Regions from separate parts of the Mus musculus genome. Here region 2 is linked to region 1. Evidence: chromatin loops called from intact Hi-C (ENCODE). Cell type or tissue: left cerebral cortex. All regions are shown on one strand. Links, peaks and the distances in the headings refer to the core of each region. The heading gives the core; the rest is flanking DNA.

Region 1 (11,585 bases), core at 6,107-8,606:
AGAATGGACATCTTTTAATTTACAGTGTTTCTGTAGGGCTAGAAAGAGGGCTTAGCAGTTATTCGGGTTCATTTCCCTGTACCCACTTCTGAAGGGTCTCAAAGGCTTGCTATTTCAGCTTCAGGGACACCCAACACCTCTGGCCTCTGCAGGCACTGGCACTCTTACATACATGTGCACATAACCCCACAAACACACATACACTGTGTGTGTGCGTGTCTACTATCCCAGCATCTAAGCACCTAAGAGGTTCAGGCAAGGAGGATCAAGAATTGGAGGCCAGAGACTGGATAGATGGCTTAGTGGTTAAGAGCACTGACTGCTCTTCCAGAGGTCCTGAGTTCATTTCCCACCAACCACATGGTGGCTCACAACCATCTGTAATGGGATCTGATGCCCTCTTCTGGTGTGTCTGAAGACAGCAGCAGTGTACTCACATAAAGAATTGGAGGCCAGCCTTTACTTTAAAGATGCAGAGTCAAAACAGCAGTAATGTTTCTGGGACCTTAAACCGGGGGGTGGTGTATTTTGTCAGTCTAGAGCATGTCAGGTGGTTTTTTTGTTTGTTTTTTTTTTGTTTGTTTGTTTGTTTTTTTTTTGAGGGCTTGAACTATAAAAGGTTCTATTTCAGAAACAAAGCAAACGCACCAACACACATCCAAACACCACAGCAAGCATCCACTGGGTTTTATAAACTAAAAGCCAGAACTGTTTTCAGAGCTGCCACTGCTCATGGTGACATGGGTACATTGTCGCTTGCAGCTGTTTAGAAATGCATGCGCAATGTGAAGGAATGGAAGACGGAGTGGCCATAGTCACACTTTGAGACCCTATTACCCACTATGTGTGCTTTTATCCTGACCTCCTGAACTAACCAGCAGGTAAGTGCACAAAGAACTTAATATCAAAGAACACTTTCAAAGGTCCAAAATAGATTCAAGATCAGAGCTAAAGTTATCCTGGTCTGGGGGTGGGTGGCGGCATTCTTAAAAGCCAGATTTCACACATTAGCAGACACTAAATTTAGTCACATGTGCTTGCGGTAGAAAAAGAAACGCTGGTTGATAGAGGCTGGGTCTTCCTGATGTGCAGGAACTCTCACAATCTACCTTGACATCTTCATCTCAACCGGCCTCATCAGTCTTTCTCATCAGTAAATCTCTCCCTCAACCCCTTGGCCACACACTTCAGATTTTTGAATAATATTTTCCCGGTCTCATTGTCATCAAAGAGCTTGAGAACCTTCAGGATTTCTTCTTCGGTGCTTTTCCCGAACATTTCCTGAGTCATCGTTGCCAAGAAGTTACTAAAGCTCATTTCCCTGCCCCTTCCTTATCAACGTCATTTATCATTTTCTGGGTTTCTTCTTTCTTGGGTTCGAGGCCTAGGGCCCACATTCCCACCTTTAGTCTTTTGATGTCTGTAGGTTCAGGTCAGTCAGTATCAAAAAGATCAAAAGCTTCCTGAATTCTCTGTTTCTGCTTTTAGTAAGTTCAGGCTTAGGGCTCATCATTTTTCTCTGGCCACTGGATGTCATGTTGAAATTCGAGGCTATTATGGAATGTACTCCACGACCTGTTGTTAAGGCAGTGGCAAACACACTGCATTGGCTCTGTTCCCACCGCTCCACGCCCTGACTAGCTTCCTGTCCCATTCCAGTCCTTTTCAGTTTGTCTTCCTTCCAATTTCTGGATGCCCACTTACATCGTTACAAACACTTGTTCTGTTCTTCAAGTCTTTTAGCCTCAATTTTCCTTTCAGTTTCTCCATGCCACAGTACCAGTAACTTTTCTGGCCTCTTATTTAGTGATTCTCTCCTCTTCTGTGTTTAATTTACATATAGATCTATTAAGATTCCACGCTGAGCTGGGTGGTGGTGGAGAGGCAGAGACAGGACTATCTCTGAGTTTGAGGATAGCCTGGTCTACAGAATGAGTTCCAGGACAGTTATCCAGAGAAACCCTGTTTCCAAAAACCACGCCCAAACAAAAACAAAACACCAAAGAAAAAGCAAACAAACAAAACCAAGCTCACCCCACCCCCCACCCCTCACCCCTGAAGCCACAGATCTCACTCTGAAGCTGTGCATAGTGGGTATAGTATCTTTTCTAGTGTGAGCTGCCACTAGAATTGGGAATTGAACCTGGATTCTCTGATAGGCCCACAGCAAGTACTCTTAATCGCAATCTCTTAAGCTCCTGATTTTTCCTTTTTTAACATTAAAGGAATAACTGTCTTGTTATGCACGTAGTAATGCCAGCACCTGTCATTATCTGTGACCTCCTGTTGCTTCTTTGGTGTGTTAGTTGACTAGGGGTGCCATTCTACTGCCAGGTTCTAACAACAGAAAGTTAATCTTCACACATCTTGAGAGTGACTGTCTGAGATCAGAGAGACAGAAGAGTTAGGTTGCCAAGGGATCTCATGTTTCTGGTCTGTAGAGAACTGCCTGCCTGCTATGTCTGGCCATGGCTTTTTCTGGAGTCTCTATTTATGGAGTCACTTGGTAATCCTCTTGGATTATGGTCCCACCCCATGAGCTCATTTAATATTAATTACATCCTTTAAGTCACTGTCCCCAAGTTCGTTATGCTGGGATTGGTGACTCTATCTGTGAATTCTGAGGGAACATAAAGCATTCAGTCTACAGCTCTTGGGCAAGGCAGTCTTGTGAAAATGGTTTTTCAACCCTCGTGTGACATTTAAGAATGAACTTTGTGGGGGCTGGAGAGATGGCTCAGTGGTTAAGAACACTGCTTTTCCGAAGGAACTGAGTTCAAATCCTAGCAACCACATGGTGGCTCACAACCATATGTAATGAGATCTGATGCCCTCCTCTGGTGTGTCTGAAGACAGCTACAGTGTATTTACATATAATAATAAATAAATCTTTAAAAAAAGAACACAGTAAAAACAAACAAAAAAAGAATGCACTTTGAGGCATGGTGGAGAAATGGCTCAGTGATTAAGAGCACTGACTGCAGGGCTGGTGAGATGGCTCAGCAAGTAAGGGCACTAACTGCTCTCCCGAAGGGTCCTGAGTTCAAATCCCAGCAATCACATTGTGGCTCACAACCACCCATAATGAGATCTGATGCCCTCTTCTGGTGTGTCTGAAGTCAGCTACAGTGAACTTATGTATAATAATAAATAAATCTTTAAAAAAAAAAAAAAAAGCACTGGCTGCTCTTCTAGAGGACCCAGGTTCATTTCCTATCACCCTCATGGAGGCTAACAACTGTCTGTAACTCCAGTTCCAGAAGAGCCTAACACCTTCTGGCCTTTGTGAGCTCCAGCCATGCACATGGTATATAGACACACATGCAGATAAGACACCCATACACATAAAATTAAAAAACAAAAAACAAAAAACAATTGGGTTGGCTTAAGCTGGCCTTTGTGTTGGCTTAAGCTGGCCTTCATTTTACTGCAACCCCCCTGTTTCAGGTCTTAAACACTGAGACTAAAGGAATGGATTTACTGTGTGCAGTCACCCCATCACTTTTGACTTCGTTGTCCTTGAGTTATGTAAAGGATTTCCATGAGATCTAGTGTTTCCTTCTCTCAGAACACTAATTGCCTAAAATTAAAAGTAAAACTTGTGATTTAAAAAAATAATTAAGTAATATGAGTTTGTGTTGCAAATCTAACCAAGGGCAGATAATAATGACTTCTACCAACGCCATCACCATTTTATTCAAGGACAAAGCTTCACAGGTGCTGGGTTCAGGATGGCATTTCACCTTCTTGAAGCTCAGGTAGCCTTTCAGTGTCCTAGATTTATTGGAAAGTTGTTCTTCCACTACATGGTCACCTTGAACCCATCTGGTCCCATACTGTTACTTAGATCTATGGTTACTAAAAATAAAATACAACAAAACCTAGATTTAAACTCTTAAAATCATTTTATTAGTATGAATGATTTGCCTACATATATGTGAACTACGATCGTGCCTGATGCCTCCACAAGCCAAGTGTTAAATCCCTTGGAAGTAGAGTTACAGACAGTTGTTTGTAGGTGAGTTGTCACGTACGTGCTAGGAGTAAAACCAGGTCTTCTGGAACAACAGCCAAGTGCTCTTAACTGCTGAGCCATCTCTCCAACTCCCTAAAACCAGCTCTTGTCCCCATGGCAAGAACAGTTTTTGAATTTTTACTTTTTACTCTGGGCTTCTATCACCCAGATACTAAGCCTACATTCCTCTCTGTCCTGTCAGCTTTTTGGTGGGATGTGTTTTTAACGATTTCAACCAGCATTTATTTCTAGATGTTCTCAGCAGAAGGTGAGGTTAAACAATCTGCATGCTTTCTTCAGTTGCTTTTATTCCTTTAAGCTTTCAAGCTTTCATTCATTCGCTCATTTTAGCACATTCTTATTGAATGTCCACTTTCTGTTGTGCTATTCGCTGGGAAACATCAGGGAACATGGTGGTCAACTGTGTCCCACTTGATTGGACACAGGTATTTGGGGTCTTGGGGTTTTATTGCTGTGAAGAGACACTATGACCGAGGCAACTCTTACATATTATTACATTATTATTTAGTTGTGGCTGGCTTGCAGTTTCAGAGGTTTAGTCCTTTATCATGATAGTGGGAAGCATGGCAGCATGTAGGCAGACAAGGTGTTGGAGAAGCTCAGAGTAGTACATCTTGATCCAAAGGCTGCCAGGAGGAGACTGAAATCCCACACTGGGTGGGGCTTGTGCATAGAGACCTCACACACAGTGACACACCTCCTCCAACAAGGCCACATCTCCTAATAGTGTCACTGCCCAAGCATTTAAACACATGAGTCTATGGGGGCCAAACCTACTCAAGCCACCACAATTGGTTAAGCATTTTTCTGTTAGGGGCTATCATCTATCATCCCAGGACTTGGTAGGCTGAGGCAGGATTTCCCTGACTCTGAGGCTAGCCTGGGCTATATAGTGAAACCTTATCTCAATTTTAATCTTCCCTATTGCATCCCAGTCCATAATCAAAACACAAAAAAATTATGTATGTTTGTATCCTGTTAATATTTAAGCCAATGGGTCTGGAGTAGGCACATTTCCCTCCACAGTGTAGGCCAGCTAGAGGTCTCAACAGAACAAATCAACCATCCACGAGAAGGAATTTTGTGGGAGGAGGACCGTGACTCAGACAACATCTCTTTATCTCCAGCCTGCCAGCAGATCCTACTGATTCCAGATTTGCAGTTTCTTAAGTCTCTTTATACATGCATCCTGCTGGGTTTTTTCCTCTGAGCAAGACAGATTTTTAACCTGTGTTGGAACTGAACACAGTTCTGGCTGAGACACAAGCTAATCTGTTAATCTCATATAATACAAAACTCCTGTATTGGAAGCAGCATGCCCCTCCAGTTTAGGACTTACACACTTAAACAGTCTGAGTCCTGCACTGCAGATCATTGTCACAGACCTGGAAGCTCGGACAGACTGAGAGGACAGCTGAGCTGAGTGCTGGAGGGTGAGCATCCAGGGTATAAGTTATAACTTTGCTCCTGCAGGGGAACGTTTCTCCAGCAAAAATGTTGTAGCTCTGCTCCAGTGGGGGAAAATTTCCTCAAGACAAGTGTTACAGCTCTGCTCCACAAAATCACACTGCACAACAAACCTCATACGAGATATTTATTGGGAGGGAAAACCCAGGAGGGTGGCTGCCTCTGCTTGGATGAGAAGCAGCAGGGAGCAGAGCAGAACACAGGCTTTGTGAGGGGTTTCTTGGGGTGAAGGTGGGGAGCTTTCCAGATTGTCCTGGAGATTGGTGAAATTTTTGTGGCCTAAACTTGGGGCAAGTTTAGAGATTGGCGTGATTTCATGTTCAGGGATTGGTGTTTCTGTTTCTTGGCCCTGGATTTGGCTTGGAGTCAAGTCAGGGTCAAGGTGTTTTTCCCTTTGTCTCTGGTCCTTTTACTCTACGTTTGGGACAGGGAGGGCTGGAGAGGGTCTTTATAACCATTACAGCTAGCAGAATAAGGATAGACAGGCAGAGGCAAGAAGTCAGTTCTGGGTTTTGTTTTGTTTTGTTTTGTTTGTTTGTTTTTGAGACAGGGTTTCTCTGTGTAGCCCTGGTGTCCTGGAACTCACTCTGTAGACCAGGCTGGCTTTGAACTCAGAAATCCACCTGCCTCTGTCTCCCAAGTGCTGGGATTAAAGGCAAGTGTCACCACTGCCCGGTAGTGGCAGTTCTGTTTAATAAGACTAGGTGACTGGCGTTGGTTCAAACTTCAAGTCTGACCCAGTGTAGTTTATTTAGGCATATTTTAGTCGCAGCACAATTTAGTGAAAAATTTCCTGGTGATCAACTCAATCTTGTGTGCAAAATAAAACTTAAGGTGTGAGTATGTTGAAACTCTTTGTGACGTACATGTGACATTGTGAAAGCCAAAGTTATGTTTTAAGTTTTAATTACTATGCCTAAGCGATCCATGAAAAAAAAAAATGCATCTGACCTGTAAGCTCCTTGCCCAAGGACAGATACTTCTTGAAATGCTAAAGGCTATTATTTATGGAAAATAACAAGTCACGAGTTTTCACTTCTTTAAACAAGTTTATTTGGCCCATCTATACCAGATCTGCTTGCTCACACGTGGAAGGGAGGTATATGAGTAGGAAATACGTCAGAATGTATGCTTGCCACTGATTGGACCTGACTGGAAATGCGCTGAATTGTGTTTTTTGCTTTTTTAAGCCCCTGCAAAATCTGACTGGGGCCATTTCCCTGGGAACCTGGGCAAGGATCTGACCAAAGTACATCCACGTGGGCAGTACTTAAAGTATTAAAGCTTACATGAAATTTAATTTAATTTATGTGGTCTTATTCTTGACCAGTGGGATCAACATCTTAAAGATCGGTTCTGTAGATTGACAAACTCATGAGAAGGGTTTGGGAGAGGATCCCGTGTGGTCCAGCACACAGATTAGTACAAAGGTCCTGGGCAACTACATCTGCTCACAGGCTATGCATCCTTTCCTTCGAAGGAACAACTCTGCGTTACATTCCTGGTTCTACTAGTGCTTAACTTGTAGGCACAAGGACCTCCATACCTCCCACAGGAGGGCAGGCCTCCTGGCCAGGGAAATGGTCTCGCGGCCAGCACATCCCTGAGAAAGGATGCGTCATCCTCTGCAAAACCCTAAGGGCTCAGCTTCACCTCGCTGGCGGTTTCAGACAGAACCCGGAGCGGAGGGAGCAACCTCCGTCCTTCTACACAGCTGTCTGGGAATTGTTTTAAACAGGTTTGAATTGAGAGAGTTCAGCACACCAGAGCGGGGAGGCTGGGCGCTCCACCCACTTACCACCCGGCTCCTGCGCTCCAGCAGCCAGAGAAAACTTGGCAGCGGTCTCTCTGCCTCTCAACCAATCCTAACCAGTCAGGCCACGCCCCTCCCAAAGGTTTCCCCGCCCCTTCCTTCTTGTCACCCAATCCCGTCACTGGTCTGTGTCTACCCCGCCCCGCCCCTGTACCCGCTTCTGCTCCAGGCCTGAACTGGGTCGGCTGGGGAACTGCTCTCATGGAGACCCTGCTTAAGCGGGAGCTGGGCTGCAGCTCGGTCAAAGCTACGGGTCACTCGGGAGGCGGGTGCATTAGCCAGGGCCAGAGTTATGACACGGACAAAGGACGAGTGTTTGTGAAAGTGAACTCCAAGGCAGAGGTAGGGCCACCGGCGCTGGGTGAGGGTCGGGCTCGTTGACCCGAGGCTAAAATGGGGCGGTGGTTTGGGTCCGGGGTGTGTGAGATCCTGAGCTGACCCGGGTTGGGTAGCGCTAGAGACTCAGTCTTCAGCGACAGTCTCTGCCCGCTGTCCACAGCCCGGCGATTTCCCTTTGGCCTCCGGCTTCCCTGCCCTTGCCCGCTGTGCCCGCTAAGGCAACGGTGGCTATGCAGGTGCAGCGCGTGGTATTCAGAGATTGCTATGCCCGCTTCTTTGAGAAAGCCTTCACGTCTGGCTGGTTAGTTTTGAGAAACGCCAGAGTACTCGTGTTTATCTGGAGCTTATTTCAAAACTCAGATCAAAGATCTTAAAGGATCAAAATAACACACTCATCCCACCACGTTCTGTTTGAGAGTGAACTTTTTCTGAAGCGCCCAATGGAAGATAGGGTGAGAGCCCCAAGGCTTCAGTTGTGTTCCTGGTTGCTGCTGTCCCTTTGTCATTTTAAGCTGTTCACTCCAGGTTTTGTTTGGAAGGGACGTGGATGGCTTCTGTAGAACTTGGCAAAGTTTTTTTAAAGACGAAACTGAAGGTGTTTATCTTCTTGTTAAGCCCTACACACCCTCCACGTTAGAGTTGGTTTCTGTCACTAAGGCTGACTTCCAAACTCAACCCTTTTGTTTCTGTCTCTTGGAGTGCTGGGATTGCAGGTTCTAGCCACGAGCCTAGCTTTTTGCATTTGTGGTCATTTTTCTTTCAAGAAAGGAACCTGCCTCTCCCATGTGTGTTAACCTTTGGAATACCCTTATTTTCTCAGGACTTGCCTCAACCCCTGTCTTCAGCCATCAGTTTGCCCTCAGCCACAGTCTTCGTGGTCTCCTGCATGTTCTACAGCTGGGCCTCTCTGTTCTGGTTTTGCTTGTTTTTATATAGTAGCCTTTCTCTACAGCCCTCAGTATTTCCACTTTGATTTGTTTTTTCTTTGTGATGACAGGTTGAACCCAGAGCCATGCACATCCTAAGCAAGTATGATACATACCACTGAGCTGCATCTTCAAACTAGTGGTGTGTGTGTGTGTGTTTTCTGTTGTTTGGAGTTGAGTTCAGGCTCTTTTCTCTCTTTTTCTTTTTCTTGTCTTTTTTCTTTTTGGTTATTGTTTAATTTCTTGAAACAGGATCTCACTACGTAGCCCAGAATGGCCTTGAACTGACAGAGATGTGCCTACTTCCTTCGAGTTTACATTCTCTCTCGCAGGAAGTGGGGTTTGCTTGTTTTGAGGCAGTTTCCATCTGTATGTAGCCCAGGCTAGTCTGGAACTTACTATGGAATCCTCAGCCTCTCAAGTGGTAGGATTCCATATGTTAGCCAGCATGAACTGCCGAGTTCTTTTTTAAAAGATTTATTTATTTATTCAGTTTTAAAGACAATACGTATGTGTGTATATGTGGTGTAGGATGTGTGTGTGGTGCCCGTGGAGACCAGAGACATCAGAGCCTCCTGAAGTGGGAATCACAGGTGGTTATGACCTACCTGATGTGGGGGGTAGGAATTGAACTCGGAACCTCTGCAAGAGCAGTATGCACTTTTAACCACTAAACCATATCCAGCCCCACTGCTGGGTTATCTCCCATTCAAAGTCTATTTTCAATTTTTCAGTCTTCCTTTTCCATTTGGCCTTTTTTCTTGCTTGCGCTGGGATACATAGCATGAATTGTGCTGGAATACTGTCCATAAGATGAACATCTGCCAATTGTAATTATAACTTTGTGTTAGAAACATGACTCTTCCTTGCTCTACTTTCTCTGAGGTAAGAGAGACTCTAAGACTACCCGACTTCTCTTTTATGTGCTTTCTTATGCCTCGCTAGAATCTACCTGGTTGACTTTTCTTATTAGACTTTTTAAACTTATGTAATTGATTTTATCTCATTTTTAAGTTGTTTCCAGATTTTTTTTCTCACAATGGTCCAACTGAAGCTTAATTTTCCCATAGGTCTATTTATGAGTAGCTACTTTCTTAGCTGGAATCTTCCAACCACATAAACAGTAAACTACTACTGTGAAGGAGCAGTTCTTCTTGATGGCTACACAGTTCCTTTTAAAACATTTCTTTTTCTCGTGCTGCCATTAATGTAGTCTCTTTCACCAGCACCTTGGGCAAAAGTCCAGCTTCTCCTTCATATTCTAAAGAGATTGCTGTGAAAGTTCTGTCAGGACATAGTTCCTATCTTCCTTCTCAGAAACTTTGGTTTTCTTAGTGAGTAGTTGCAACATTTGTAGCATGTTTAGAATGGGCTGTTAGCTGCTACCTCAGAAATGTAGGTTCTCCCATTCTATAGGTGAGCAAACTGAAGCAAAGAAAGCTTAAGTAACTTGCCTGAGGTCACAGTGGTAGCAACTAGGAGTGTACCTAGAATTGCCCTGGCAGAGCTATTCAGTAGGAAGGGTGATTACATTTTGGTATGTTCACCCTGTGAAATAGTATATACGATGAAGGTATAACAAATACACCAGACCCAAGAGCCCATGTGACTGAGTGTAAAATGGTCACATAGCACTCAGAGGACTGAGGCAGGAGGATTGTGAGTTTGAGGCCAGCATGGACTACATAGCAAAACCCTGTTACATTAAAAACAACAATAAAACAAAACAACAAAAGCTAGGGACACAAAAAGTATGACCAAGCAGGCAGAGCAGCTCTGTGATGGTGGAAGCCAGGGTAGAGACAGGCGTCTCTGGGGCAAGTAATGGCTGGTCTCTTTTTTAGGTATGTCTCAAGGCAGGGTTTCTCTGTGTATCCCAGGCTGGTCTGGAATTTACTCTTGTAGACCAGGCTGACCTCAAACTAAGAATTGCCTGCCTCTGCCTGCCAAGTGCTTGGGACTAAAGGTGTACGCCATCACCACTCAGGGGTATCTGGACTCAGTCTCATGATGGTGATGCTTCAAGAGTGATTGATTGGTGCACATGGGAGGCAGAGGCAGGCAGAGCTCTATGTATTCTAGGCCAGTCTGATCTTCATAGCAGTTTCAAGACAGCCAAATTTATGTAGAGACCCTGTCTCAAAAAACAAAAACCAACCAACCAAGCAAACAAACAAACAAATGCAGTCCCACACTGCAAAATACAAGCTTGCTTGTGCCCATGTGACTTCAGCATTTATGGCCTGTTCCTCGGTCGAGTACCCTGAAAGACCTGTCCATTTCTGTCGAGTCCTCTGGCTAGCATAAATGTGGTTTGAAATTATAAGGCCAGAAGTAATCATGTCTGCATGGTCTCTCTCTGGTGACCTTGGTCTCCTTCTCCATTGTTTTACTGACAGGCTAGAAGAATGTTTGAGGGTGAGATGGCAAGCTTAACTGCCATTCTGAAGACGGGTACAGTCAAGGTACCTAAGCCCATCAAGGTTGTCGATGCCCCAGGAGGTGGGAGCATGCTCGTGATGGAGCATTTGGACATGCGGTATCTGAGCAGGTCTGTGCTGACTCCGTCCCTTCTGCTTAAAAGCAGAGGCTTTATTTCTTCCTCCACATGGGTCTTTTATTTTGGAATCTTGTATTGGGGTGGGGGCAAGATTTTGAGGTGTGGTGTAAAGTGTCCGTCACTGCACTTATGATGACTCTGTATTATGAATGTCATGCACTCTCTGCCAGATAAAAGCCAGAGAGAGGGCGTTCTCAGAGTGAAATGATCACAGAAAGACTCAGCTGCAAAGTCTAAAAGACTAGGGAAGGTGGTCAAATGGTGGGAACCTCTGTTTCAAAAACAAATTGAATCCTCCTCCTCCTCCTCCTCCCTAGGATTCCTGTTGTGTGCCACCACCCCCAATTCCCCCCCCCTTATGTCAGTAGAATGAACTTCATGCTCCATGTTTGACTTATGTGTCTTGAGACCTTTCAGATGGATCTGCTATCTGTGTGTCATTGT
Region 2 (11,585 bases), core at 5,017-7,516, 51 kb before region 1:
GAACTATGAAGCATGTGAAACTGTTGCACTGAAAGAGAAACAGGTTCCACATTGTATAGCTACAAGTTCACAAGCAGTTGTTGTGAGACCCTGAATATGTATCTCTGAAGATTCTCTCACACCCCAGGGGATAACCACTCAGATGCAAGCACCACAGCATCTATGTTGGCTGCCATCAGCTCAGTGTTTCCCAGCTGGGTCCGTTGGGCCTTGCTAATCCCCTGCTGCTGTCTTGTGGATGGGCCCTGAGTCAGTGGGCTCAGGCTGATCCCATGATGCCGACTTGAACCTTCTCAAGAACTACTCTAAGTCCTCCCAGAGCCATGTGTGGCCTGGTGGCTGCTGGATTTGCTGAGGTGCTGTAGTCCATTGGGTTTTGTATTCTTTCTCTGTCCTTCCTTAACTCTGCCCTCTGTTGTAGCCACCCCACACTGCACATGAAAGCTCGTCTCAGCTGTATCCAAGGGGACAAAGTCAAAATAGCAGCTCTGGCAGCAGGAGTGTGTCCTCAGGTGTCAAACTAGAAATGTGAAGGAAACGCAGTGTGGGAGCAGAGAGGGAGATGCCACCTCTGAGATTGTGGCACTGGAAGGTGAGCCTGGGGGACAGCCTTGAGCCAGATGACCTCTAGACTAGACATTATGGGTCTTTTTTCTAAACTCTCCCCTCTTTTCGAGGTTTGTGGGTGTGGGTGTGGTGTATGTACATGTCTATGTTTGTGCATGTGTGCCCAGCATGTGTGAAGGTCAGAGGTTAACCTCAGGTCTGTCTTTTCGCCTTATTTTAAGATTTTATTTTTAATATGTGTGTGTGTTTGTGCATGCATATGTGTGTGCACGCGCACACACACACACACACATACACACACGGGAGAGTGTACTCATGACCTGGAGTTACAGGCAACTGTGAGCAGGCACGGAGGTGCTAGGAACCAAACCACAAGAGCAACAAAGTGCTCTTAACCACTCAACCATTTCTTCAGTACTCATTTTATTGTTTAAAAATATATTTAGGGCTGGAGAGATGGCGCAGTGGTTAAGAGCACTGACTGCTCTTCCAGAGGTCCTGAGTTCAAATCCCAGCAACCACATGGTGGCTCACAACCATCCATAATGAGATCTGACTCCCTCTTCTGGTGTGTCTGAAGACAGCTACTTACATATAACAATAAATAAATCTTAAATATATATATATATATATTTTTTTTTTTTTAATTTAGCCAGGCATGTGGATCTCTTTGAATTCCAGGCCAGCTTGGTTTAATAGCAAGTCCCAGGCAGGCAGGGATACATAGTAAGACCGTCTCAAATTCAAATTATTTGATTTATTATTATTACTACTGTTATTTTATTAGTGTGTGGGGTGTGTGGATAGGCTGTGTGCTGCGGTACTCATGGGGGTTAGAGACAATATCCAGGAATCTCTACTCCCACCTCTGTATGAGTATGAAAGTTCAAACTCAGGTTGTCATTGTCACCCCCTGTCAACCCCACAGTCCCTAGTGCCAGGGTTACAGATAGGCCTCGGAATTCTGCCGTGGGTGCCGTGGGTAAGGGCAGTGTCTATCCATGGGCCAACACACTTTCATGGCAAGCTCTGTACTGGCTGGGCCATGCCAGCAGTCCTGCAAGTTTTGTGTTTTATTCTTATTACATCATGGTCAAGAATGCATGCCACAACACTTGTGCATGTATGTGTACTCAGAAGACAACCTCTCCTTCTGCTTTGTGGGTCCCAGGGACCAAAGTCAGGGCAGTATACACAGTGGCAAGGGCATTTACGTGCTGTCCCATCTCACTAGTCTCTTCAAGCTTTTATTTTATTTGCTTTGGTCTTTGTTGTTTGAGACAGGGTTTCTCTGTGAGGCTTGGCAGTCCTGAAACTTACTCTGTGGACCAGGCTTGCCTCTAACTCAGAGATCCACTTGCATCTGTCTCCCTAATGCTGGGATTAAAGGAATGTACCACTAAGCCTACATCAAGCTTTTATTTTAATAAATATGCCTTTTTTCTAAGATAAAAGATGAAAAAATGTTTTTGAACATGTGTAGGTATATATGTGTGTGCACATGTGTGTGCGTTTTCTGGGGATGGACAAATGCTAGGTAAAAGCTCTACCAAAGGGCTGCATCCCAGATTCCCCCAAGCTTTTGTTTTGGTATACTTTTTGAGACAAGGTCTCATGTAGTCTAGGCTGGCCTCAAATCAACTATTTAGCTAAAGAAGACCTTCTTCTTGCTTCCCACCTTCCATGTATTGGGATGACAGGTATGTACTATCATGTCTAGCCTCCAAAAGCTGTCTTTAAAAACAAAAAAATATATCCTCCTTCATCCCCTCAGAAATCATTTTTCTGCTTCTAAAAAACAAAACAAACAAGAAAATCCAAACACCTAGTAGGGCTGGAGATTAAGGGCACTGACTGCTCTTCTAGAAAGGACCCAGGGCCCAGAAACTGAGGTCAGTAAAGACACCAGCAGGGCCACACCCTTTGTATCACAAATGCCACCAAGTTTGTAACCTGCTCCACCATTTGGCTTTTTTTTTTTTAAAGACAGGGTCTCACTGTGTAACCTTGGTTAGCCTAGAACTTGCTCTATAAACCAGGCTGGGCACAAACTCACAGATAGCCTCCTTCATCCTAGTACTTTGTTTTTGTACTGCATTTCTAGTGCTAAGATTGAAGGACACCCAGCCTGAGAATTAGATCATGTATGGGTCAGGCATACAACGTCACCATGCTTCTTTGTCACCATCATCAACACTAAAGGACTAGCCTCAGTGCAGTCCCCTGGAGACATCTAGAGGTCTGGGTTTCAACTCTAGGTCCCCAGCCCCAGGAGTAGTGTTGCAGCTCCGAGTGCCCAGTGCAAGGCACAGGAAGGCAGGCAGGAGCCATTGGATGAGCCAGTAGCTCCTCCCCAGGTTGGCAGTGGAGCCGATGCCCTGGGAGCTGAGATCTATGCACTCTGGCTCTAGGTGAACAGAGCTGAAGTCTTCCTGAACCCACCCATCAGTTACCCCACAAAGCCTTTCCCCAGTGTCGAGGACACATCCCCTACCCCAGCCTCGTGCGACACACTCCCTAACCGAGGCCCCAGCCCATCGGTTCTCTAACAGACCATATCTTAGTAAGGTTCTGAGTCCCCATTTGTCTCCTGTTAAAGTGACATTCTGTCCACAGGAGAGGCTCCATCATGCCAGTGGACAGGCAAATCAGTGGGAAAATGAAATACTGCCCCTTAGAGAGGAATAACTGCTGTTCTTTTTAAGAAACTCAGAGTCAGGAGCACAGTACCTCCTATCCCATTAGTGAGAACACAGAAAGATGCTGGCATGTCTGTGGTTTGGATGTTCCCTGACCTGGGCCTGTCTCACCTCGACACCCCTCCCCCACTTCTCTCTCTACCTGTGTGTTCTTTTGCCTCTCTTGCTCAGTGTTCCTTGCCTTTGTCTCTTTCCTAGCCTGGAGGATGGCAGGGAATTTTCAGCATCAGAACTGACTTCACTCACACTCGAATGGATACGGCTCTTATTGACTGCCCGGGAGGCTTCCTCATGGAACCACAGGAGAGAATTCCCTCTCCTGGGTCCCAGAGGAGCCCAATCTGTCATCGCAGCACAGTAGCCTCCTCACAGACCTTCAAATCTACGGAGTTTGATAGCACAGGACTATCAAACACAGATGTTCTGCGGTGATCAGCACAGAGGCACACAGCATGGCATGCATACAATAAACAGAATATGTGAGGTTAACTTTGAAAACCTTGCTTCCCTCTGGATTGCTAAAGACTTTTCATTCTCTCCATGAGGCAATGAATAAACACATTTGCACATCTGTTTTGAATGTGGAAGCAATAATTCTGACCTCAGCATGTCAATCTCTAGACGGGCAGAGTACCAAGCCTGCACAGGCTGGAGGCCATTTCATTTTGTTTTCTGAGGAGGTTAACTCCTGCCTAGGCAGGCTGGCTCTTCCAGCCTCTAAACATCCCGTTTCTCAGTCATCCTTACAATCCTGTTTGACCCATAAGTGGCTAAGTGCACATATGATGGAGGTCCCATGAGATTACTTCTCCTGGAAACATTGTAGCCGTCTTTGAGTGGGTATGCCGTATGATGCTCCCACAATGAAAACTGGCTAGCGCTGCATTCTTTAGAATGTGTCAGGATTACTAAACTACACTATCCTGTACTATAACAAACATAACAGAATGGAATGAAGTTTTAAGTACTTACAAGTTTAAAATTATATATGAGGGGCTGGTGAGATGGCTCAGTGGGTAAGAGCACCCGACTGCTCTTCCGAAGGTCCGAAGTTCAAATCCCAGCAACCACATGGTGGCTCACAACCACCCGTAATGAGATCTGATACCCTCTTCTGGTGTGTCTGAAGACAGCTACAGTGTACTTACATATAGTAAATAAATAAATAAATAAATCTTTAAAAAAAAATAAAATTATATATGAGAAGACAGTGTGTTTTGTCCCACACATGTGCTATAGCCTGTGTGGAGGCCAGAGGAAAAAAAAAGCAAACTTGCAGAAAACCATTCTTTCCTTCTACCATGTGGGACCTAGAAAAGAACTCAGGTTATCAAGCTTTACCCACTGAGCGATCTCACTGGCCTACCTATGATTCCCCACCCCACCCCAGCCCCATCCTCACTTATAAATTTTGTAAAACAAAGAACTAGGGGCTGGAGAGATGACTCAGTGGTTAAGAGCACTGACTGCTCTTCCAAAGGTCCTGAGTTCAAATCCCAGCAACCACATGGTGGCTCACAACCATCTGTAATGAGATCTGATGCCAGCTTCCAGAGTGTCTGAAGACAGCTGCAGTGTACTTACATATAATAAATAAATAAATAAATAAATAAATAAATAAATAAATAAATCTTTAAAGACAAACAAACAAAAACAAAGAACTAGATTTGTCTTTTGTTTTCATCAAAGTTGTGGGTCTCTGGTTTCAAGTTTTAATTCAGTCTGAGACCCCGTAGAAGCACAGCAGGCCATCCTACCATACCCTACCCATGTCCCACTCTCCCCACCAGTAGCCATTATTTTGCCTTTTTTTTTTTTTTTTTTTTGCTTTTTGAGGTAGGATCTCAGGTAGTCCAGGTTAGCTTTGAACCTGATATGTACCTTAGCTTGCCTTGAACATCTGATCTTCTTGCCTCTCAATTGTTGAAGTTATAGATGTTTCTCATCATACCCATAAAATTGTTTTGGTTTTTTGTTCATTCATTTTTTTCAGACAGAGTCTTAGGGTGTTTCCCAGGCTAGCTTCAAATTTATGGTAACTGCTGCCTCTGCTTCCTGTGACTATAAGCATGTGCTATCATGCCTGCCCACATTTTTAATCTTTATGAGTGCCTGCTTGCCCACAGAGACCAGAAAAGGATGTAGACGGTTGAGAGCAGCCTAACATGGGTGTAGGAACTGAACATGGATTCTTTAGAAGTCTCCTGAAAGAACACCAAGTATTCTTAGCCATGTTGTCTCTTCAGCCCCAAACCTTTGTCTGACCGAGAGTTAAATAATGCCTCTGGATCAGTGAGATGGCTCACTGGGCGAGCGCAAGCCACACATGCCCTGAGTTTAATACCTGCATGGATAAGACATTATCTATATAGTGTGTGTGTGTGTGTTTATGTGTGTGTGTGTGTTTGTGTATGTGTGTGTGTTTGTGTATGTGTGTGTGTTTGTGTATGTGTGTATATATGTGTGTGTGTGTTTGTGTATGTGTGTGTATATGTGTATGTTTGTGTATGTGTGTGTGTATATGTGTGTGTGTATGTGTTTGTGTATGTGTGTATATATGTGTGTGTGTGTGTGTGTATGTGTGTATGTACGTGTGGGGGGGGGCGCCTGGTCAGAGGAGCTATGGTATTGGAGCTCTTTAGGATTTCCTTGGTTCTTCCTTGAGAAGGATGTGTGAAAGGTGGATTGGGGAATGTCCTTAGTTTGTCTTTTTTTTTTTTTCTGAGACAGGGTTGCTCTGTGTAGCCCTGTCTGTCCTGGAACTCACTCTGTAGACCAGGCTGGCCTTGAACTCAGAAATCCACCTGCCTCTGCCTCCCAAGTGCTGGGATTAAAGGCGTGCGCCACCACCGCCCGACTGCATTCTGGGTATTTCTTTTTAATTTTTTTACTTTATGTGTATGTGTGTTTTGCCTGTGCACCACACACATGCAGTACCCATGAAGGCCAGAAGAGGGCATTAGATCCTCTGAACCCAGGTTCTCTGGAAAAGCAGCCAGTTTTCATAATCGCCCCAGAAACATTCTGTTTTTGAATCATTGTTTTTTGAGACAGGGTCTGATGTTGCCCTGGCTAAACTCAAACTCAAAATGTCGTCAAGGGTAATCTTCAACTCCCAATCCTCCTGCCTCTGTCTCCCCAGTGCTGGGATTACAGACTTCTGTCATGCTTGAATTGAGCTTTCTTGAACTGGGTATATATCTGTTTTCCCCTTCTGGAATATCATCAATAAGATGTTAAGTACCGTGAACTTGTCCCACAATATTCTTTTCTTATTTTTCGTTTCTTTTCATCCCCTCTTTCATTCTCAGTCTCTTTCAAAATGTTGTATCATCTATCTTTCCTTTGAGATAGTTTTCATTCCAGTTACTATTGTTTTCAGTTTCCAGTACCTGTCTTGATTTTTACTGAATCGGTCCTTTCTGAGGTTCTGCTCTGGCATGGGCCGGTCATCTTGCAAACAATGTTGGACACAAGAGAAAAGCCAGAAACCTAAGAGTTCTGGGGAATGGCCAAACAGAGGGACAGACTACTACAGGTCTATGTGCCACCATCACTGACAACATCCACCCACTTTAGAGGTCCTGGACCAGCTTCTTCCTAACGAGGGACACGGGAAACATGAGAAGCAGCGCAACACACAGGCTTGAGCATAGAGCTGTCTAGAAAATCCTGGTAGCCCTGGGATCCAGCCACTCCTGGAATAAGACCTGACCTGATTGACAGATACATGGTGTAGGAATATCTTTTTCTGATTAAGCTTCTTTAGAGTTAGCCTTTCTGTTTACCAAAAATGTTCAGGGCACAATGCCTGGAAGGAGGAAAGGAAACAGGAGGATATGGGGAGAGAAAGAAGGGGAGGAGCATGGAAAGGAGGGCATGGGAGGAAACTCCTAAGCTGGGAAAGCCACCAAAGATACACTCGATTCCTTACATAAAGTCCACTGACCTACATCTGTCCTATAAGGGAAAATATACAAGAATTTAGAAGAAAATTCATCTATGGGGCCGGCAGATGGCTCAGCATTTCCGAGTGCCTGTTATAACTCTGGCTCTAGGATATCCAACAATCTCTTTGTTTCTGTTTCTTTGTTTGCTTGTTTGCTTGTTTTGTGGTTTTGTTTTGAGACTGGGTAGTTCTGGATGGCATAGAACTTGCAGACCAGGTTGGCCTTGGACTCACAAAGAATCACCTGCCCCTGACTCCTGAGTGCTGTGATTAAAGGTGTGTGCCACCACACTTAGCCTCTGACACCCTCTTCTGGTTTCTGTGGGCACCCACACTTGTGTACATATCCACACACATACACATAAATAAAATTTAAAAAGAAAATCTAGAACAACAACAAAAACCATTTAACTCAGACTTCCATTATTAGGGTGTTGTCTGAACGACCTGCTCCCAAATGACCAGTTCTCCAAGGGCAGGAAAGAGCAGGCCTGACCCCAGCGCTCTGAGGACTGTGTGGCTTTCCCAGCATCTGTGCTCTGGTGAGGAGAGCCTTGTCCTATGGACACTTTACTTCCTTTAAGGCCATGAGAGATTTGGTCTTTCTTCAGAGTTACGTTATCGCCACTCTCAATGCTGTTTCCCCCACTCTCTCCGTAGCCCTATAAGTGAGGATTTAGGACAGGGCTAGGTAGTGCTTTCTCAGACTATTGTGGTTACTTGTAACAAAAACACCATAATGTTGCTTCAAAACAATAACTCTGGAGAAGGGACAGGGTGACTCAAGCACCAGGAGACTCAGGTCTGGAAAGTGTGGCCTCCTGGCTCCCAATGACGCTGTCTCTCAGCCCAGTAGGTGAGGGAGCTTTTCAGGCTCTGCTTGTAATTCATCAGCAAGACTCCACTCCTATCACCTAACCTCCCCACATCCTACAACCATCATGATTTTAACATATACATTTGGAGAAGGGACACACTCAGTTTGCCACATGCAGGATTGGGAGACAGAGCTTTCACCCCCACTTCTACTGCATAGAGTAGCGGCTCAAGCCAGGCGATCAGTAAGCATAACCCTCCAGGGTTTGTAGATCCTGCTGTACTTCCACGATGATCAAGACACTAATGTACCCAGACCCTGACACCAGCAGCTTCTTCACCTTCTCCTGGGTCCAGTTTTCCTGGCCGGAAGTAAAGATACACCTACCACAACTCAAAGGTCCTTGTCTGGGGTGGGTACAGCCATGTCTTTCCAGTGCCTTGGATCCCACCTAATAGAGGTGGCCTTTGGTGGTCTCCATATGCCACCCATGTGCAATCATGTCTCTTCCTAGGGGCATCCATTATCCCTTGTGCTCTGTTTGGCTCTCCCTCATCATCTCTGTGGGCTTGTCACCACACCCTTGGCTCTGAAGCACTTAAAAGTGAATGCCAGCTAACTTTTTCTCTGACTAGGAAGTGCTATGAAAGGCAAAGTCACTAGGATGAATCACAACTTTTATTTTGGACATAGAAGATGCCCTTTTAATGTTTACATCACCAGTTTTGGCACCTGTGCCTTCTTGCATGCTTTTTAGCCTGTATGTGACCTATTTTCTTTAAAAAAAAAAAAAAAGAAAGAAAAGAAAAGGAAAAGAAAAAAGGAGAAAAATTAACATAGTTAGGTCTTTGAACTAACACCTGAAGTGAAGTGGACTCTGCATTTGGCATCAGCCTTGGTTAACAGACCTAACTCTTTTGAGTTGATCACAATGAGAGTTTTACAAAAAAGAGCTCAAACCAGTAACTGTTGCCATCCCAAACTAACTGGAAGGCAAAAGGCCCTTAACCAAGGCCAGGGAGGGAAGCCCTGGTACCAAATGGGGGCTGCTCAGGTGCTACTATTTGGATCAAGTTAGCCTATTCTGGCACTTTCCTGATACTCCATCACGCTGTAGACCTGTGTCCTGTGGGACCAATGGGACTTGGCCTAGGAACATTCTACCAGCACTCCACAGCCCTGTACCCAGGGCCTCACCCACATGCAGGGAAGAGGCAGAGGAAACCCAGGCTTCAAGTGTTCACCTTCTCCTGCCCAATCACGCATCACCTGAGTCAATCATACAGGTATTCCAGACTTCTAGGGTTAGAGGCCTGGCTCCTAAGGGAGCCTGAAACCCTTTTGCATAGGACACATCTGCCTCTTTCAGGATCCCTGATGCTTTGATGAATCCTTTGCCTTGCTGTGGCGCTATGCCTGCTAGGACCTGGCACCTGACCAGGGTCTCCCCCAGCACCTCCTCAGAGTATGGATGTCAGGCCCTGGGAGAAGCTACCAGTCCTCTGTTATGTCTGTCTGTCTGTCTGTCTCTCTCTCATTAAAGATAAATATCTAATATAGCCATATGACCACATAGCACACAGACAAAGAAGCCAAAGGCTCACACAGCTAGATTTAAGCTCACCTACACAAGAATCTTCCATAAACTTAGTTTCTGATGTATTTTGCTTTATTCTCTCCAGTTTTTTTCTTGGTATCAGCTCCTCATTTGTTGTCTTACCATTTCTTTTCCTTTGTTACCATTTGATCCTTGAGACACTATTTCTGACACTGATGCTGTTGGCGGTACCACACACACACACACACACACAAATAACTCAAATGTGCTGAACGTGACTAATGTACCCACCTATCACAACGTGATGACTCAGTGGGTAAAGATGCTTGCCAGCTGTACTCGATCCTGGGACACCATTGGTGGGAGGAAAGAACCAACTCCTGCAAGTTTTCGTCTTATCTCCACAGGTGTGACATGGTGACAAGGCACACAAGAACGTGTGTGTGTGTGTGTGTGTGTGTGTGTATGTGTGTGTGTGTATACATATATAATAAATAATGAAAAATAATGTGATTAAAGTACCAGGGAGCTTCTAAAACAGAGTCTGTCAGAGTGTTCACTCAATGAGTCAGAATACAGGGTTACTAAGAGAAAGATAATGTTAACCTTAAAAGAAACCCCCCCAACACACACATACACACCAGACTATTCTCTAACACACTTAGATGAATAAGTGATATAGTAATCTATTTCAACTCCTCTGCCAGCTGCTTCCTTCTGTTTCTGGACGTGAGCTGCCAGGAATGTGACCCTTCATACAAGAAGATCACTTTTGGTGAAAATATTGATTAAATGTAATTTATAACATGTTTATTTCTGAGCACCTGACTTTTTTTTTTAATGGTTTTTGGAGACAGGGTTTCTCTGTATAGCCCCAGTTTTCTTGGAATTCGATCTGTAAACCAAACTGGTCTCAAACTTACAGAGACCCGCCTACCTCTGCCTCCTATAACCAAGTACTGGGATTAAAGGCATGCCTTGTTGGAACCTAGCTCAGAGGATGTAAAGGAGGCTCCGGTGGTTGTGACTACACTCAGCCCAAGGACAGCAAGTCACTGTCAGGAAGGCCTGAACAGGGAGCCACCTTCCCCATTAACCTAGAAGATGCTGGGATCTGACTTTAGAGAATTATGATGTCAGGACACTGAAATTCAAAAAGATCCTGGACAGGGACTGGACAGGAAGGGCAGGTGACTGCCAGTATAAGGGCCTGTCTCTGTCTTGCCTTTACCCTTGCAGATAACTAGAAAACATGAAGGAACTGGGCTCCCATAGAGCACACAGGGGCAGTTGTCCTGGTGTTTGTGAGCTACTGACCCTAATGGGCCTTAGCTGTGTGATCCAGAGAACAAACATGACCGTGAGACCCAGGGAGGCACACCATCTCAGGAGAAGATTTCTACCAGGTACAGAGCACCTCCTTCTCTCGTATTCTGCTGGCCTTAGGGTACACTAGTTCAGTGCACATCCAGAGTCTCTGTGCTGAGATGGACATCTTGAAGGAAGAAAGATTTGTTTTGTCCCACAGTGTCAGAAGCTTCAGGCCACAGTCAGCTGACTCCTGTGCTTTGGCTCTGCAGTGAGATGATAAACAGAGCTGCTGGCCTCAAGACACCAGAGAAGCAGAGAAGACAAGGGTCCCAGGAGAATGTGTGTCTCCAAGGACATGTCCCCATGTACCTACCTTCTTCAACAAGGCCCCAAAGTTTCTACCACCTCCTAATCATGCCATCAAGTTATGAACCCATCAAGGAGTTAATCAATCCGTTGATGAGGTCCGACCCTTCATAATCCAGTGACCTCCCCAAAGCCCACCAGCAGGCAAGCAAGTCTTTCTCACATGATCTTTATAGGACATTTCACAACTAAACCCTAACAAGGATTTGAGCTCAGTCTTGTCCAGCATCTTAGTTAGGGAGGAACCCACTCCTAGAGCTGGGTGCTCATGAGGACCTGCATGGCCTCTAGCCCTGGCTTTCCTCTATGCTCTACCAC

The links. Peaks named below come from ENCODE experiments on the same cell type or tissue, not always from the same donor. Only the 100,000 strongest peaks of a DNase experiment are listed, where the experiment ranks them.
Region 2: a loop joins it to region 1, with 2.8 times the contacts of the local background. A loop is called at or near these places in 10 of 42 quality-filtered maps.

What each region holds. Positions count from the first base shown.
Region 1 is chr11:121,413,946-121,425,530 of GRCm38, forward strand. It overlaps Fn3krp (fructosamine 3 kinase related protein), which reads left to right and starts at 7,428. Exons shown (of 6, transcript NM_181420.3): 1 at 7,428-7,658; 2 at 10,981-11,132. The coding sequence starts at 7,518. In left cerebral cortex, for the core only: a CTCF peak has its summit at 7,090; DNase peaks (open chromatin) are centred at 6,698 and 7,376; H3K4me3 peaks cover 1,873 bases; H3K27ac peaks cover 1,260 bases.
Region 2 is chr11:121,363,620-121,375,204 of GRCm38, forward strand. The region is part of intron 1 of Rab40b (Rab40B, member RAS oncogene family); the gene reads right to left. Among named protein-coding and RNA genes, the nearest start is that of Wdr45b, 15 kb to the left of the region's middle. In left cerebral cortex, for the core only: a CTCF peak has its summit at 6,216 (motif pointing right); DNase peaks (open chromatin) are centred at 6,203 and 7,192; H3K27ac peaks cover 740 bases.